Regions from separate parts of the Homo sapiens genome. Here region 2 is linked to region 1. The links are chromatin contacts, found by Hi-C or POLR2A ChIA-PET in ENCODE. All regions are on one chromosome and are shown on one strand. The core of a region is the stretch at or near the end of the contact, and the rest is flanking DNA. Distances in the headings are between cores, read along the strand shown.

Region 1 (5,090 bases), core at 1,670-4,169:
TCTATCACCCAGCCTGAAATACAGTGGCATGATTATAGCTCACTGCAGTCTTGAACTACTGGGCTCAAGCAATCCTTCTGCTTCAGCCTACCAATTAGCTGGGACTATAGGCATGTGCCACTGTGCCTGGATAATTTTTTTTTTAATTTTTTTTGTATAGATGTTGCCCAGGCTGGTTTCAAACTCCTGGCCTCAAGCAATCCTCCCACCTCTGCCCTCAAAAGAGAGGTGGCATGAGTCACCACTTGTGGCCTTGAAATGTATTTCTTAAGTAATAATACTTAAAAGTCAAAATTACTCTTTGACTCATGGATTGTAGAATGGATGTTGTATTAGCAGGCATGAAAATAACATTAATTTCCATGTACATCTCCATCAGAGCTCTTGGATGACCAGGTGCATTGTCAATGAACAGCAATATTTTGAAAGGAGTTTTTTTTTTTTTCCTGAGCAATAGGTCTCAACAGATGGCTTAAAATATTTCAGTAAGTCATGCTGTAAACAGATGTGCTGTCATCCAGACTTTGTAGTTTTATTTATAGAACACAGAGAGAGTCAATTTAGCATGATTTTTACAGACACAAGAATTTTTGAAATGGTAGATGAGCACTGGTTTCAACTCAAAAAGTTACTAGCTGTGTTAACCCCTAACAATAGAGTAAGCCTGTCCTTTGGAGCTTTGAAGTCAGGCATTGACTTTTCCTTTCTAGCTATGAAAGTCCTAAAAGGCATTTCTTCTAATATAAGGCTGTTTCATCTGCATTGAAAATCTGTTGTTTGGTATAGCCGCCTTCATCAACGATCTTAGCTAGATCTTCTGGATCACTTGCTGCAAATTCTCCATCAAGCACTTACTACTTCACCTTGTGCTTTTATGTTATGGAGGTGGATTCTTTCCTTAAATCTCACGAAGCAACCTCTACTAGCTTACAAATTTTCTTCTGCAGCTTCCTCATCTCTTTCAGGCTTCATAAAATTGCAGAGAGTTAGAGCTTTTCTCTAGATTAGGCTTTAGTTTAAGGGAATGGTGTGACTGGTTTGATCTTGTATCCAGACCACTAAAACTCTCCCTATCAGCAATAAAGCTGTTTTTCTTTCTTATCATTCGCATGTTCACTGGAATAGCACTTGGAATTTTCTTCAAGAACTTTTCCTTTACCTTTACAACTTGATTGTTTGGCACAAGAGACTTCGCTTTTGGCCTGTTGCAGCTTTCCACATGCTTTTCTCAGTAAGGCTAATCATTTCTAGCTTTTGATTTATAGTGAAAGCTGTGTGATTCTTCCTTTCACTTAAATATTTAGAGGACATTGTAGGTTTATTAATTGGCCTAATTTCCGTATTGTTGTGTCTCAGGCAATAGGGAGGCCCAAGGCAAGGGAGAGAGATGGGAGAACAGCCAGATGGTGCAGCAATCAGAACACATACAATATTTACCCACTGCATTTGCTGTCAGATTGGTGAGGTTTACAGTGCCCCAGAACAATTACAATAGCAACACCAAATATCACTAATCACAGATTACCCATAACAGATATGACAATAAGGGAAAAGGTTTAAATATTTTGAGAATTATGAAAATGTGACACAGAGATATGAAGTGAGCACATGCTGTTTGAAAAACGGTGCCAACTGACTTGTTGGGCGAAGGATTGCCACAAAGCTTCAATTAGTAAAAAATGCAGTATCTGTGAAGCACAATAGAGCAAGGTGAATAAAACGAGATATACTTGTGTTCTCTTTCTGGTTACCCCACTCTATTCAGTATAATGTTATTGTCATTCTCTTTTAAAATTTGATTGCATTTACATATTACTTTTCTGTTTATAGCCTCTTTTTAGATCTATCTGCCATAGTTTCATATTATAGAGATTTTTAAGAACTACATACATATTTTTACCTTGATGTTCTGTACAAATGAAATGCAGATTTACATTTGAAAAAAAACAAAACAGGACAAAAACAGAGTTGTATCACAATTATGCTAAAACTACATTATGTATCTGAGTTAAAGGATACAAGAGATAAAGAAAACTGGTTTAAACATGCAACTTGAAAAATGATAATGCCAGTGGAAAACATCTTTGCAATATTCCCCTCCTGTGAGCACATGTACAAATTTGATTTGCAATATAAGCAGCAAACCTTTTGAACAAGGAAAGAAATTAATATGTACAAACGCATGATCTATGATACATCAAAGACTGGAAAAGCCACATGCTTATTCTAATAAAATATAGTATCAACATAAAATAAGAAGTGATTATTGATAATCTTAGGGCAGAAAGAGATGAAAGCAATTCTCAAATAAGGTTTTCATTTGGTCTTTCTATAACTATATTCATTGTTCTTCAATTTTAATAAAGCACACATAAAAAGTAGAGCCAAAATTTGGCAATAAACTACCCATTCTCTCTTTATCCCCCTGGGTCACCTTAGGATGATCTGTTGTTTTGATGGCCAACAAGAAACATTTAAGTTTATCTAAACTTGGAAAATACATGTACAGGATTTCCAGTTAGATTGGATTTGAATGTAGGCTTGTGTAAGTTGCTTAACATTCTTGAACTTTATCTTCAAATGAGGCAAATATTTAGAGATTTTGCTGGATTCATTGGTAAACACAGGTAAAACACCAAGTAAGGGAATGTATTTATCAATTATTCATTGGTAAATACAGGTGGAACACCAAGTAAGATGCTCAACATTTAGTACATGATAGGGATTAATCTTATCATCAAGAAAGCAATGTGGTGGAAATAACCTGGATTAAAAGACTGGACATTTTTTTTTTCTGCTCCTGATTCTGAAGGAATCTTAAGTGACCTGTGCTACCTCTCTGGCCTTCAATTTCCTCCTTTCTAAAATGAGGAAGTTGGAATATCAGCTAGTTAAACATTTTTATAAGTAACCAAACCCTTTGTGCAAATGTAATCTTAGACAAAAGGTCAGTGTTTGAAAGTTGTAAAGGCAGTGCTGGTGGAATCAAGGTAAAGAAGTGGAGCAGGAGCTAAACTTTCCCTCTCCCTATTGCCTGGAGCTGCCTGAGGCACCACACAGGACATCTTGGATTCAGTAGAGGATAGGAATAAATGATTGCCAAGAAGCTTTGGAACAAGTCTCTCTGCTCTTTGATGTTTGCATAGTGTGTTAGCTGGATGATTTTTCATTAAGTCAATTCTTTATTGCATTTCTCTTAGAATGGTCCCAAACAGTAGTCTTACAACAAAAGCAATAGACTTTTAATGATTAAATAAATTTAGTGACCCAATTCATTGCTCTGAACTCATGATATTAAAGATTGAACCAATTTGTCATAACAGATTTGCATATATATACATATATATACATATATATATATATATATATATATATATATATGCTTCTAGTCAGGTCCCATACAACTGTGTTGGGCCTCTCTATTACCTGAGACACAACAATATGGAAATTAGGCCAATTAATAAACCTACAATGTTCTCTAAGTGTTTAAGTGAAAGGAAGGTCCCATACAAACTATCGTAACTGGTAACTTGAGGACAATATGTACATATGTCTTGTCATTTAATTTCCATCAGATAGGTGTCATCAGCTTCATATTAGTCAAAATAGAATTCCCAAAGGTTAATTAATAATTTTGTTGAATATTCTCACTTCTAAATTAGATATAATTAACTGTATACAAGGTTCTGTTCTCATTTTATCTTCAAATAACCCTTTGCAGGAGGTATCATTATTGTCGTTTTATAGATGTGGAAAATGTAACTCATGTTTAAGGAACTTACCTGAAATCACAAAGGGCTATTAAGTGGTAAGGCTAATATTTGATCCCAGGTTCCTTTTTTTTAAAGACAGATTCTCCCTTTTTTTTTTTTTTCTTTTCTTTAAGACAGAGTCTCACTTGGCCACCCAGGCTGGAGAGCAGCGGCACAATCTCAGCTCACTGCAACCTCTGCCTCCAAGGCTCAAGCACTTCTCCCACCCCGGCCTCTCCAGCAACTGGGATTATAGGTGCCTGCTACCACACCTGGGTAATATTTGTATGTTTAGTAGAGACAGGGTTTCACCATGTTGGCCAGGCTGGTCTTGAACTCCCGACATCAAGTGATCCGCCCGCCTCAACCTCCCGAAGTGCCGGAATTACAGACATTACAGGAATTACACTGCACTTAGCCAGAGCCCAGGTTTCTTGATGACATATTCAGTCCTTTTTTTTGCTAAGCTATGAGAGCCAGTGGAAATTTAGACAGAACAATGCACAAGCTTTTCTTTATTGAGGATGTGTTCTTATTGCCTTGCTTGAGAATTTCAAGTAGTTCAGAGAAGCTCTCTGAATCATCTGATGACACACAGTTAATAAGTATTCAGGCTGGCCTGGAGTTTTCAAAAGCAAAATGGGTAAATATTCTTCATGTTTTAAATTATAGTAAAAACATTTGCATTCTGATATTAATATTTATTGATTTTTTTGAGGTTCAGTGAATAGTTCTCATGATAATTCCTAAATCTTCAGAGAAAACCTGCATTCATAAATAACAAATTGTGTCATTATCTACATCTGTTCTCATTTTCTATAGGCTTAAAAATTCTGTATTATGGGAGCCAAAAGAAATGGCTGCCAACCAGTGTCTCTATCGAATTTTAGCTCATTTTTCTCACTTAATTCTTTATTTGAGAATGAAATGCTTATCCAAAATAAATAAGGGACATACTAAATTGCAATGATTAGCATGCAATGAGTGTCAGATTCCATTTTCTTATGGAAATCGAGTAAAATCCAACATTTTAGCAATACTATTGTGATGTCAGCTGCCCAATTAGGCTGTTATAACTGCAGGAGCTACCACTTTATTTTATTTATTTATTTATTTATTTATTTATTTATTTATTTATTTATTTACTTTGAGACACAGAGTCTTGCTCAGTTGCCCAGGCTGGAGTGCAGTGGTGCAATCTTGGCTCACTACAGCCTCCACCTCCAGGGCTCAAGTGATTCTCCTGCCTCAGCCTCCTGAGTAGCTGGGGTTACAGACGTGCGCCATCACGTCCGGCTAATTTTTGTATTTTTAGTAGAGATGGGGTTTCGCCATGTT
Region 2 (5,090 bases), core at 743-3,242, 180 kb before region 1:
ATTTCTTTAGGTTTTCACTAAAGTAGATGAATATTTGCTCTCCCCAAAATAACTCATAATTATGTTCTTTAAGTGGTAAGTCTTAAAATGACAAGTTAGTGTAGCAATACAAAGAGGATTGCCTTGTATAAGTTTAACTTATTTGCATAAGTCTTTATAATAATAAAACTAAGTCATCCTTTACAGCCAACAGATATCCAAATTGTGTTACACCAATTTGAAATCTATGTTCCCATATATTCAACTATGTGTTGCTGTGTGTTGAAATTCACATTTTTGTTTCTCAGAAGTTTTTTTTTAAATCTTAGGGTCTTTGTAACATTGATATGCATGGTTGTAAGAGAACTGAATTATCGAAGTTGTAGATGGGTGATTTAATTATTTTAGTAGTTATGGCTTAGCAAGAAAGGCCCTGTATCTTTTCCCTCTTGTTCTGAGCCATCCCTAAATTTTTGAAGGAAAAGATGACTAACAAATTGGACTTTATTTGAGAAGATTCCATAAATGACCATAAGCCATAAAATGATTAGACTTGACAATTGCTTTATGAGCAGATTTGAGTACACTTTCTAGTAGTTGTCTTGATTTATGGCAGTTTTGTCCCAAGTCAGTAGACTAAATGGAGTTGTATTTCCCACAAATTGTACTTGTGAGTCTTCAAGTTATCAATATATATTCTAATTTGACCTTCCAACAACTGGATGAGGTTGGCAAGTGGGTCAGTATTTTTTATCTTCATTTTATGGATAGAAAACTGAGGCTTAGAGAGCTTAAGTAATTTACCCTAAAGCCAGACAGCTCGTAAACAGCTAATTCACAATTTGAATTCAGGCTTTTCTGATCACAGAATCCAAACTCTTAACTATTGTTACATTGTGATGCATGATTTATCTACCTTCTTTTACACTGTTGGAACATGTATTTTAACTTCTCATTGTGAGTTGGCCATCTTTGGTTATTTTCAGCCTTGAAACTCTTTCACTATGTTCCGGAGGCATATAGCAGTCTACAATTAGGCTCCTTTCTTTGAGAGGCAGTTGGAATTTAGCATAAAGAATACTAGTCTGGGACTCAGACCAATAAGTTGAAATCTTGACTTGTACCAACTTGTGACTTTGGACCAGTTGCTTAGCCTCTCTGAGCCCATCATTCCTTGTGTAATAATGGAGACAAGTCATTTGTTGTCAAGGTAAACATGAAATCATATAGCTAGTGAATGTTTGGATTCTTGGAATTTGAATACTCTATCATGGAGGCCAACAAAATATAGCTGATTGTTTTCTTGTGTGTGTGTGTGTGTGTGTGTGTTTTAACAATTTGATCATAGTATGATTGTTAGGAGTTTCTTGAAAGATTGCTTTAGCCTATAGCTGCAAGAAATGTACTTGCGTTTTTGAAATACAATAATATAGGAAGGAAAATGAACTGCTTTTCCATTGTGAAGGATGGAAATAGACAACACAGGCCTTGCATCTTATTTTATAGAGCTTTCCTGAGCTGTGTGCCTAACATTGTGGTTTTCAGAGCTATTTTCTCAGTAAAAAAAGAGTCCTTCAGATCCTTTGTCTATATTGAAGACACCTTAAGTTGAGAGATGGAGTAATGCAACCGAACATATATAGCAATGTAGCCCTGTACAAAGCATGTTTGCTTCCATTATGTTTTTTAATCCTCACAACAACCCTTTGCTATATGAAGTTGACTTTTCCCAGGGTTTTTAGTCCTTCAAACCATTGGTATTTGGCCATGCTTTTGCAAGAGATTTTCAAACAGTGATTTTTAAACAGAACTCAGTGGTTCTCAATCTTCTTAATCTAGAGTGGTGTGAGTATTTCCTTTACTGCAAAGAAAAGCAGCCTTTTTATAAATTGTCAGTTTGAATTTGAGTTTCTTCCTGTGATGTAACCTGATGCAATGTTTGCCTGAATCACTAATAATGTAACTGATTTCCCCTAGCCAGTCATAAATGAGTCAGTGATCACGGATTCTTTTAGTTTATACTCAAGTTGCTTTTTCTGTGTGCAGATATCCTCATTGAATAGCTTGCTGTTGGGCTTGTATAGCATTATGGTTTACATCAGGGAAGTAGATAGCCAGCAGAGCTTTGTGCTAATTTATTTTGCAATCCTATAGGAAACAAAGGACCCATTCTTTGTTGAACCTGAAGAGACTTCTAGGGAAAATCAGCCTCTGACCCTTTCAGAAGTCTTGCATCTTAAAGCTCGTGTGTGGTTCAGGCCATGCTTGAACCTATGTGTGTAGCCTTATAAGTCAGTCAGTGTGCCCCTATAATGTTTAAGATTGTGATGTAAGAATAAGAGTTTGGAACCCATTAAAACAAGGGTTAGGTGGCCAGTGTTGTCAGGAATATTTCTCTCTCTCAAGCCGGTAGTCATTGTTACAATTAAGGATGGAGCTCTTAGGTAATATCACTAGATACAAGCTCTTTTTCCCTCTCAGATTCTTGCACTTTTTTCCACTACCCTTTAAGTCTTTCAGTTATTTTTTAACTTTCTTAAGATATTTTCTGGTCATTAATATACAAGTGGTGTTTTGTCTTGTGTCTATCACCTATATCTCTTACATTCATTTATTAAACACATACTTGTTGAGTCCCTCCATGTGCCAAGTACTGTGATAAGCACTAGGGTTGCAAAAATAGTCACTGTGCTTGCCCTCAATGAGCTTGGAACCTAGTGGCAGAGAGAGGGTTATCCAACAAATGTTGGGCTGGATCTGAGACATGCTGAGGAAAAGGGAAGTGGTGAAGTGGTGTCCTGAGAGCTCTAATAGAGAGATAGGACTGCCATAGAAAGGTTTCCCAGAGGAAGGGACACTTGAGCTGAGATCTGAGGAATGAGTAGGGGTTTAAGTGGAGAAGGCAGGCGAGAGAGAGAGAGGAATATGCACAAAACCTGGCTCAAGAGTAATGGTGAACAGGAGGGGTTGGACAAAGACCAGTGAAACTGGAATGGAGAGAAATTAATGGGAGTGAGGCCAAATCGTGGGGCTTTACAGGTAGCGTGTCCATTTGATTGATAACCATTTGAGTGACCATTTTGGTTGATAAAATTTGAGAATTTTATCAACCAAACCGTGATTCTTGAGAGTAAAAGAGGGTGCTGTTAATTATTAAACACAGACTATAAGCATCAGCCAGGACATATGGTCACCTCGCTTTTATAGGCCTTGTTAACAGTATTATCTCTTTTTAAAGCGTTGGCAACCAGCAGTGTGTTTACTTCCTAATGAAGGTGTCAGGGAGTTGGTCCAAAAAGGACCCAAATGGAACTCAAAGGCTGGGTTTTTCCAAACGGCTAGATTGATTTTTTTTTTCCCGATACAGATATTAGTGACCCTTTAACGTTTTAAAAGTTTGGCATAAAAAGATGGATTTTATTGTGAGCTACTAGATTAGAGTCACTTTCATGGTGTATGAAACAGCACAATTCAAACAGATCTTGAATATTTTCTATATCTTTAAAATATAGCACTTGTCATTTTTGCAAAGGAGTTTTATTTAAATAGGATTTCTTTTCTTTTCTTTTCTTTTTTTTTTTTGAGACGGAGTCTCACTCTGTTGCCCAGGCTGGAGTGCCCAGACTGGAGTGCAGCGGCACGATCCCGTCTCACTGCAACTTCCACCTCCCGAGTTCAAGTGATTCTCCTGCCTCAATGTCCCAAGTAGCTGGGATTACAGACACACGCCACCATACCCAGTTAGTTTTTGTATTTTTAGTAGAGACGGGTTTCACCATGTTGGTCAGGCTGGTCTCGAACTCCTGACCTCAAGTGATCCACCTGCCTCTCAGCCTCCCAAAGTGCTGGGATTACAAGTGTGAGCCACTGCGCCCAGCCTAAATAGGATTTAAAAAATAGTTTCATTTTAGGTTTACATTTTGAGTATACGTACCTCCTGGACAATAACTTTCAAAGTATGGGCCACTTAAATTATTTTCTTTAAGTTGATGTAAAAATCTGTATAATCAAATGCAAAGAGTTCAGGGAATTTTGCACACCCATATAATCTACACCCTGATCAAGAGCTAGAACATTTTTGCCACCGCAGAAAATTCCGTTTTGGGACGCTTAATGTTTGATTCAGAAATATGGCTGTGGAGCCAGGCCTCAAATTAGAAATAAGTTGTTTTCCCTCTCCTTTTATAACTTTTATTTTTGCTTCCTAAACATGCGGCAGTGGTTACTTTAAACATGAAGCAAATTGTCTCCAGAAGAAACCGTTGCCTTTCGACTAGTTATGATTTAGGGGTTGGTAATATAGTACATCCCTGCCCAATTTGCTATGGGTTTTTCATCCTTAAAGTAAAATCTGAGTCATATCCCCATCACTGACTCATAAGCTTACTAAGGATTGCCTGTTTATTATTAGGCCTAAGCGTTAGAATCTTGATCAATCAAAAAAGATTGTGATAATGTCACATTTACATAATACCTTTCTCTCCTCCCCTATTTTTCATTTTAGCCTGTTTATGTCACTCTATAGTGAGTTATGAAAATAAGAAGAGGGGACAAGTGTCAAGCCAGTGTTATATAGCTGAGTCCTAGCCTTGAGTACTTCTTTTCCTCTCAAAATTCTCAACATCAGTTGCCAGAGAGCATTTAGAATATTGACCTAAGTTACAGTGCAATTCGTTGTGAAATTGATTCAATTTAAGGGTTATGTGTCACTGTCTTGAAAGATTCTTGAATCAGAGACAAAGTCTTGTCCTAAAAACACTGTTCTTAATGAGTTTGGGATCTACTGAGGGATAGTGATTGAAAAGGGAGCTTACTCCTTTTTCCCCCTGTAGTTTTCAGGTTCTCGTTTGGAACCTGATCTGGGACCAGATCTTGAATTAACTGTTTTTTTTTTTCCTGAGAGGGTCAATGTGGTCTGCTTAACAAAACCTCTGCTGTCAAAGCACTGGTGGGCTGTGGTGGTGGTTTTTAGGCATTTCTTTCTCAGCACAGCAATACATAATATTTCAGTACCAGTTGGGCTTTTTGCTTTTTTTTTCCCCTCTACACTCCATTTTAGAAAGAATGGCAAATCAGTGAAGATATAACGTGGGTTAAAGCCAGATTTGGTC

The links. Hi-C counts contacts between places; a loop is a spot of excess contacts on that map. ChIA-PET counts read pairs that join two places held with the same protein, here RNA polymerase II (POLR2A). Pooled maps may share reads with other maps.
Region 2: a map of Calu3 shows a loop between it and region 1 (3-fold over the local background). The contact joins two enhancer-like sites. A Hi-C loop is called at or near these places in 1 of 168 maps with a recorded cell type or tissue (Calu3), 2 of 37 single-sample maps with no recorded cell type and 1 of 50 pooled maps. POLR2A ChIA-PET finds 5 or more read pairs at or near these places in 14 of 52 experiments (AG04450, CD4-positive, alpha-beta memory T cell, CD8-positive, alpha-beta memory T cell and 8 more).

The regions. Positions count from the first base shown.
Region 1 is chr12:91,950,965-91,956,054 of GRCh38, reverse strand. All of the region lies in intron 3 of LOC105369901 (a long non-coding RNA gene), which reads left to right. Among named protein-coding and RNA genes, the nearest start is that of LINC02404, 78 kb to the right of the region's middle. Within about 2 kb of position 2,919, at least 5 of the 41 ENCODE cell types and tissues checked have a DNase peak (open chromatin) inside an H3K27ac peak, as active enhancers do.
Region 2 is chr12:92,134,298-92,139,387 of GRCh38, reverse strand. The region is part of intron 1 of LINC01619 (long intergenic non-protein coding RNA 1619); the gene reads left to right. Among named protein-coding and RNA genes, the nearest start is that of LINC01619, 6.0 kb to the left of the region's middle. RefSeq lists an enhancer at 4,317-4,376. Within about 2 kb of position 1,992, at least 12 of the 41 ENCODE cell types and tissues checked have a DNase peak (open chromatin) inside an H3K27ac peak, as active enhancers do.